Linked DNA regions of Homo sapiens: region 2 is linked to region 1. Evidence: chromatin contacts called from ENCODE Hi-C or POLR2A ChIA-PET data. All regions are on one chromosome and are shown on one strand. The core of a region is the stretch at or near the end of the contact, and the rest is flanking DNA. Distances in the headings are between cores, read along the strand shown. Region 1 overlaps ARHGAP15 (Rho GTPase activating protein 15). Region 2 has its middle 40 kb from the start of QTMAN.

Evidence for each region. Hi-C counts contacts between places; a loop is a spot of excess contacts on that map. ChIA-PET counts read pairs that join two places held with the same protein, here RNA polymerase II (POLR2A). Pooled maps may share reads with other maps.
Region 2: a pooled map shows a loop between it and region 1 (2.8-fold over the local background). The contact joins two enhancer-like sites. A Hi-C loop is called at or near these places in 5 of 50 pooled maps. POLR2A ChIA-PET finds 5 or more read pairs at or near these places in 2 of 52 experiments (WTC11 and activated CD4-positive, alpha-beta T cell).

Annotation. Positions count from the first base shown.
Region 1 is chr2:143,728,865-143,732,098 of GRCh38, reverse strand. The region is part of intron 13 of ARHGAP15 (Rho GTPase activating protein 15); the gene reads right to left. The region is part of intron 4 of ARHGAP15-AS1 (ARHGAP15 antisense RNA 1); the gene reads left to right. Among named protein-coding and RNA genes, the nearest start is that of ARHGAP15-AS1, 46 kb to the left of the region's middle. RefSeq lists an enhancer at 2,565-3,185. Within about 2 kb of position 1,763, at least 2 of the 41 ENCODE cell types and tissues checked have a DNase peak (open chromatin) inside an H3K27ac peak, as active enhancers do.
Region 2 is chr2:144,370,761-144,373,994 of GRCh38, reverse strand. No RefSeq gene overlaps it. Among named protein-coding and RNA genes, the nearest start is that of QTMAN, 40 kb to the right of the region's middle. Within about 2 kb of position 1,439, at least 7 of the 41 ENCODE cell types and tissues checked have a DNase peak (open chromatin) inside an H3K27ac peak, as active enhancers do.

The DNA.
Region 1 (3,234 bases), core at 514-3,013:
GGAACAGGTTCCAAATCATTCATTCATTCATCTGTCTAATTCACAAATATTTAGTGATTTTTATGTGCAAGTAACTCTGAGAAGGAAGGCAATTTTGCATAGAAGCTGGCCACAGGGGCTCTGGATTCAGACATACTTGCATTTTAAATACTGACCCCATCACTTTTAGTTGGTTGATCTAGGAAAATAACACCTTCTCTCTGGATGCTAGATTTTGCTTCCATAAATTGAGGATAATAATGACTTTACATGGTTGTTGAATTGAGAACATGTATTTAAAATTTTTCAGCAAGATATGGGACATATGGTTAGTATTCAATAAGTTGTGTCTATTCGTGCTATTCTGCAAGAATCAAAAAATAATAAGCATAGCCTTTGCCCTAAATTCACTATGCTATATGCAAGCATCAAATTCACCTTTACAGCTATTCATAAGAAAGGCTATGAATTCAAAGTATGGAAAAGTCTCTGCAGTTAGGACCAGATCTCTGAATAGCAGATCTAAAAGAGCAGGATATTGAGCCAGGTCCTCTGAAGAAGTGGTAGAATCTGGGATAGGCAGAGAGCGCACAGAGGAACCTGAACTGGAGGGACGAGTGTGGAGAAAGTCCTAGAGAGGGAGATGTATGAGGCATGACTGGAATTGATGAGAAAATTCATTCATTTGGTGGAAAAGAAAAGCCTTCTTATATGGAGGTAATAGAGACCACCAGGCAGAGCTAAGAAAATGAAGCACCAACAATTTGATAGAAAAGGAATCTCTGTGATGGAATTACCCCCATTGGAAACCAGAAAATCTAACAACTCTAACTGTATTTAACGACCTAGAATAATTAGTCAGTTGGAGCTCAAATGCCTTCAAGGTAGTTTATTTCCATTTTCTTTCCACAATTTAAAGTAAATTTGGGTTATAGAACATGCAAAGTGGCTAGATGACTTGGGAAAGTCCCAAGTTTGCTCATCTTTGAAATGAGAGGATTGAGCAGTTTCCTTTCTAGCGTTTCACCTCTAAAACCAATAGACCATTTCCCTCTTAAAAATGAGGATAAAAGTCAACTATTACTCTCTATTGCTGCTCCACTTCTACTGGCCTCTTGGATGTCTCTGGTTAAACTCCCAGATGTCTGCAATAAATTCTGTGCACACTGAATCAAAAAAAAAAAAAAAAAGCCTTTTTCCCTTTTTTTTTTTTTTTTTTTTTTTTTTAAAGGAGTGCTCTAGGTGTTGACTGGACTGAAATTGCACAAAATTAAAAACAAAACCAACCCCTTCCCACACACCACCCAAACAAAAACCTTCTATATGTATCTGGAAGCCACTTTACTACTTCCTGATTTTTAGACTCAACAGTTACATTTTTAAAGAGACACTGCACTGTGGAATATAAACGTGTGAAATCTAAATACAAAATATAATGAAGCCCCTTGAACCAAGTCATGCAATGAGAAAATTTTAGGGCAGCCAGGCACTTTTGACTTTTGAACTCTATTTCTAGCTGTACTGCTGTTATTTGGTGGGTTTCGAGATGAGGCCAGCAACTTCCTAAGTGGCTTAGTTCACTCATTTTCAGAAGACACCCCTTATTCTCATGTTTGCAGCATCCTTCTTATAAGGGGCTTAGGATATTTAAGCCTCAACATTGTCCAATACGGAATAGTATACAGTCTTTATGAATTACCAGTTTGAAAGACAAAGAAATATTGCATACTTTTGTGTCAGCACGGGAAACACCCTTTTGTGAGTCACTCTCCAGCAAACTGAAAGAGACATACGATTACAGTGTGTGTCTAGGCCTTTCTAAGCCTCCAGCTCTAGGGACAATGAAGAACAGTAGAGGATGGTGGCTGGCACCAAGCACAGGTGACCAGAGAAATATCTTCTCACTTTGGCTGCGTTGTGGCAGCTCTTATTTTGGAATTTCTACTCTAGTATATGCCCAGTCATGTTACTAACAAACCCTTTTATATCTTCAAAGTAGCTTTCTATATATGGTGGTCTTTATCTTCTTTGAAAGCCATTCATTAGAACACTCCAAGTAATCTGATTTTCCTCTGTTCTCAATTCCTTGCCTCTTCTGTTTTTCTAAAGTCCAATTCCTGACCTCTATTAATACCTTTAGGACTCCTCTGTGGTCTTACCCCACTTTCTAGAACACATACTTATTTATGATTTCTCCCTCTCACCTCACAAAAAATCCCTAAACTTATACTTCTTCCAGAAAACTTCCTGGCTAAATGGAAGACTAGTCAAGATAACTTTCAACATGTACTTTCTAAAAATGCATTTAGTCACTTTGATTTAAGGCAATCTAAATCATTATTTCACTTGGTTTTCAATCTGTGTCTGCAATATCTCTGCTTTGCTGTGATCTATCTTAGCTTGTAACTTTGTAGAGAGAGCAGGATGTGTCAAATTCATTTTGAGAATGCCTTTGTAAGGTGAAAATTTGTTTTTCACAGATCTCATATTTATTGAGCACCTACTACATGCCAAGCACTGGACCAGCTTCTAGCATTACAGGGATGAACAATATATGTTCACCACTGTGGAAATCATCAAAAGCAGTAGCTGTTTCAATAGAAGTAGGCGTAATATGCAATGATGGTAAAGACTTGGAAAACAAAAGTGAATCGGACCAGGCAACAGCCCTGCTGAAAATGTGGGTGGCCAGTGAAAGTTTCTCTCTAAGGCCTTTTGACTTGATGAAAGACTGTATTAAATTGAATGTCAAGCAGATTTGACCCAGGAAATAATGACCAGTGAACAACAAGCAGAGCCTGATTGATTTCTACTTCCTGCATTGCTTAATAATCCTTTTAAAAGTGTTATTGTAGATGCCCTTGATTAGGGAAATGCATTTCCATTTTCTGAGCTGTAGGGTCTAAAACTGTGTTTGCTTTCTTGCTTTGTTCTTGCTTGGGTCCTTCATTTATCAGAACAATACTAACAAATGGCTCTTTTCTCAGGTATGTGAGCCGCAGGGGTAACTCAGACCTAAATTGCCTTTTCACTTTTTTTCTTGCTATGCATGCACATGCAAAAACGTCCACCTTCAGACTTTTTACTGGTACATCGCGGAGGAAACTTGAGTGTCGGTTTAAGTCTGCGTAACTGAGACCATAGCTCTGTGGCTTTCACTGCACTTCCCAGTGCTGAGTAGACTGCTGGGATTCCACAAATAAATAATAAAAATAATAATGATTTTTCAAGCATTTGGAAATGCTGAGTTGAAAG
Region 2 (3,234 bases), core at 190-2,689, 640 kb before region 1:
ACCCTCTGTGTTTAGAGAACTGTGCATAATTACAAAAGAGGTAGCAGATACTATTCTTGCTTTGGACAGTGTACAATTATTTAAATGAAGTTAAGACAAACAAATGGAAGGTCATAGACACAATAGCCCTTTTGCCAACAGGAATCCTCTGTAAACTAAGATATACAAATAAACTGAACTTCTTAAGTCACAGACACAATTACCAAACTTTTTTCTCCAGCTGTTGTGACAGTACCTGGTAAATTTTATCAGCCTCCTTTGTCACAGAGCATGAAGTTTACAGATCCCAAAGGCCCTAGCTGGGTTGATGGAGAACTTTGCAGTTCCTCTGGGTCAGTATCACAAGCTTCACTTCTCACTGTACAGGATTGAGTGTGCACTGAACACAGGCTTTCCTTGGAAGCTGCTTTTCTCCACTCTTGCAAAATTGGTAAGATGGACTGGTACTCTCGTGATTTTGCTTTTTTCTCATAATGCCAAGTACACCAAAACCAGAACATTTAAACCGAGGATTCTGGTATAGTTTCCTTGTCAATCAAATGAGAGGTTGTAAAGGATTCTTAGATTCCTTCCCAAAAAGTCCATGATACGGGGCAGATTCTGTTTAAGAGCACTTTCTTTGTTTAACACAAAAGAAGTTCTTAGAGTTGTGAAGTAAGAGCCTAGGCTTTCTAGTGAAAAGACCTGGTTGGAGTCCCAGCTCTGTCCCTCCCTAGCTGTATGACCTTGGCTAAGTTACATCCTTAAACCTCAATTTACTTATCTTTAAAATAGGAGCAATATCAATAACTATTTCCCAAGATGGTTGTGAGAATCAAATGAGACAATATATGGCAAATAGTTTGCAAATAGCCAGCATCCCAGGCACTTGTTATGGGGCAAAAGTATTGAGAGTTCATTTATTTCATTGATTCTCCTCTGACTTCCTCCCACAGTTGTCCTTTCTTTCTTCCCTTTTGGGTTTGAGGGAAGCTGCCCTTTGATAACCTACTCCTATAGTTAGGTCCACAGAGAGTTCTCTAAAAGGAACACAATCATTTCAGTACATAGAAATTTTCCAGCATGTAATTTTTCGGGGGCCAGGACAGTCTCAATTTTCATCCTCAAAGAGACCCTTTGTTTCCTGGTGGGCGTTAGCCTAGGATTGCTCAAAGGGGAAGGAATGCTTGACAATTATCAGTCCAAGGAAGAGCCTCAGAGCATGAGAAATGAGGAGGTTGTTCTGCGTGATTCTAGGTATGTGGTTGCTGTACCACTCTAAGCAGATAATCCAGAGTGATAATGAAGTAGTCACAGGGTGAAGCTTCGTATGGGAGGCAGCCGAGGCAGGGCTCACAAATTGAACCTTCCGTTAGCCTTTTTGCATATTTTAAAGAGAGACTTTTAAATCGTGAGATAGCCTTGCCTGGCAGATTCATCGGCCCATATGGGGACCTGTTACGTAACTCGGGAGGCTCAGGAGGGGAAGCTGCTAGAGATGAAAGCTGAAGATCCAAATAGCAGGAAAAGGTTTTTAGTTTATGATTACTGTTTTCCTTCAGCTAATTTTAATTCTGATGAACACAAGGTTTTCTTTAGTACTTTTTGTTCCTCAAATCTTTTTTTTTTTCAGCTGTATTGTTCAGCCAAATATTTCTGAAGCCTCTGTGAAAACAACACTATGATAGCTCATGTAAACAAGTTTCCATGAAAATTGGCTTGAAAAATATATGTAGATGGCAACCTGAAAGACCATTCCCACTGTAAAAATGAAAAGATTTGATTGATTAACAGATAGATAGAAAGAATATTAAGGTTTACAGTTAATCAAAATGGATTAGAATTATGTTAACTCTTACCTTCCTGTTTACTTACTTTTTATTCCTCTAATAACCTAATAGGTGGTATGTCTTGATATATTTTTATACTCTAATGGCAGGATACATCTCCAGTCAAACTTTTTAAAAAGGTCATTTGTAAACAAATAATTACTGATTACCAGTAAATGCCAGTCATTGTGCTAGACAACAGGAATAGATGTGGAATAATATGTGGAAGTCCATATGCAAACAGATTATTACAGGAGGAGCAGAGAGGAAGCAGCCTTGAGTTGCTCTATGAGATCTCTGCCTAGGGGACCTAGGGCAGCTTTCAGAGAAAAGGGGTTATTTGAAGAAGAATCATGGGAGTTTATTTATCAGGTTGAAAACAGAGAGCAATGCTCAAAGGCGTGGAAACGTGAGGAGTGGGGCATGCTAAGAAAATGATGAGCTCACGAGATTCCTTGACTTTTAGCTATAAACGCCTTTGAAGGGGACCAAAAATTGACTTTATATTTAAACTATAAAATAAAAAATCCATACTATGATAAATTAAATTATATCTACACTCATCAGTATTAATTACTTATTTCTCACAATTGTTAATTAAGAACTCAGAGCAAATAGCAATATTAGGCATGACCTATGTTGCTAATGTACAGCCTCCTTGCATCATAGGGGGAAGAGGAAAGAAAACCACTTGAGTCGCCCTCTGCCCAATATAGGTAAATATGGCTGGAATGTAACCATACACGAGGCAAGTGCCTGATTGATAGGTCATTGCCACTTGGACTTTGACCTTTCACCTAAAAAAAACACCTTCTAGTGACATCCAGATGTAAATGCTTGACCATTAGCAAGCAGTTAAGACTGAATCCTTATTTCCCATAAGCTATGTATAAATGGGAAACTTATGAGGATATTTCATCTCATTATTGCAAACAACATGAAAGAAATTTGAGGAAATAATTTAAGCAATTTAATAAAGTTTTTATTCTATCTCCCATTCCTGAAAGTGGTATTTCAAAGTTAGCCTTTCTAACAGGAAATAGAATAGCTTGACAAAAGAAACCACAACTTTATCTAAACAGGCAGCATATTTGTGTGGTGTGGAGTGATACATATGTTCACTGCCCTTTACTGGTTAAACTGTATTTCATTATCGTCTCCTTATTTCCACTTCTAATTCTGGCAGAACTATTTCCTATAAACGGGTCAGCTCTCTAGCTGTTTTGAACATAAGCATTCTTTTAAAATGCCTGATCCCAACTTTATTAAGCAGTGTTTTCCCTCATTCTTAATTTTAGCCCCTCAGGCACACACTTAACAGGTCTTCTGCCATAAATGGGGAGAAAAATAAATTTATTACCAATTCCAATTGCATCATGTATAAGGATATTTATGCCATCTGTGGTTTAACAAAATAACTGCTTCG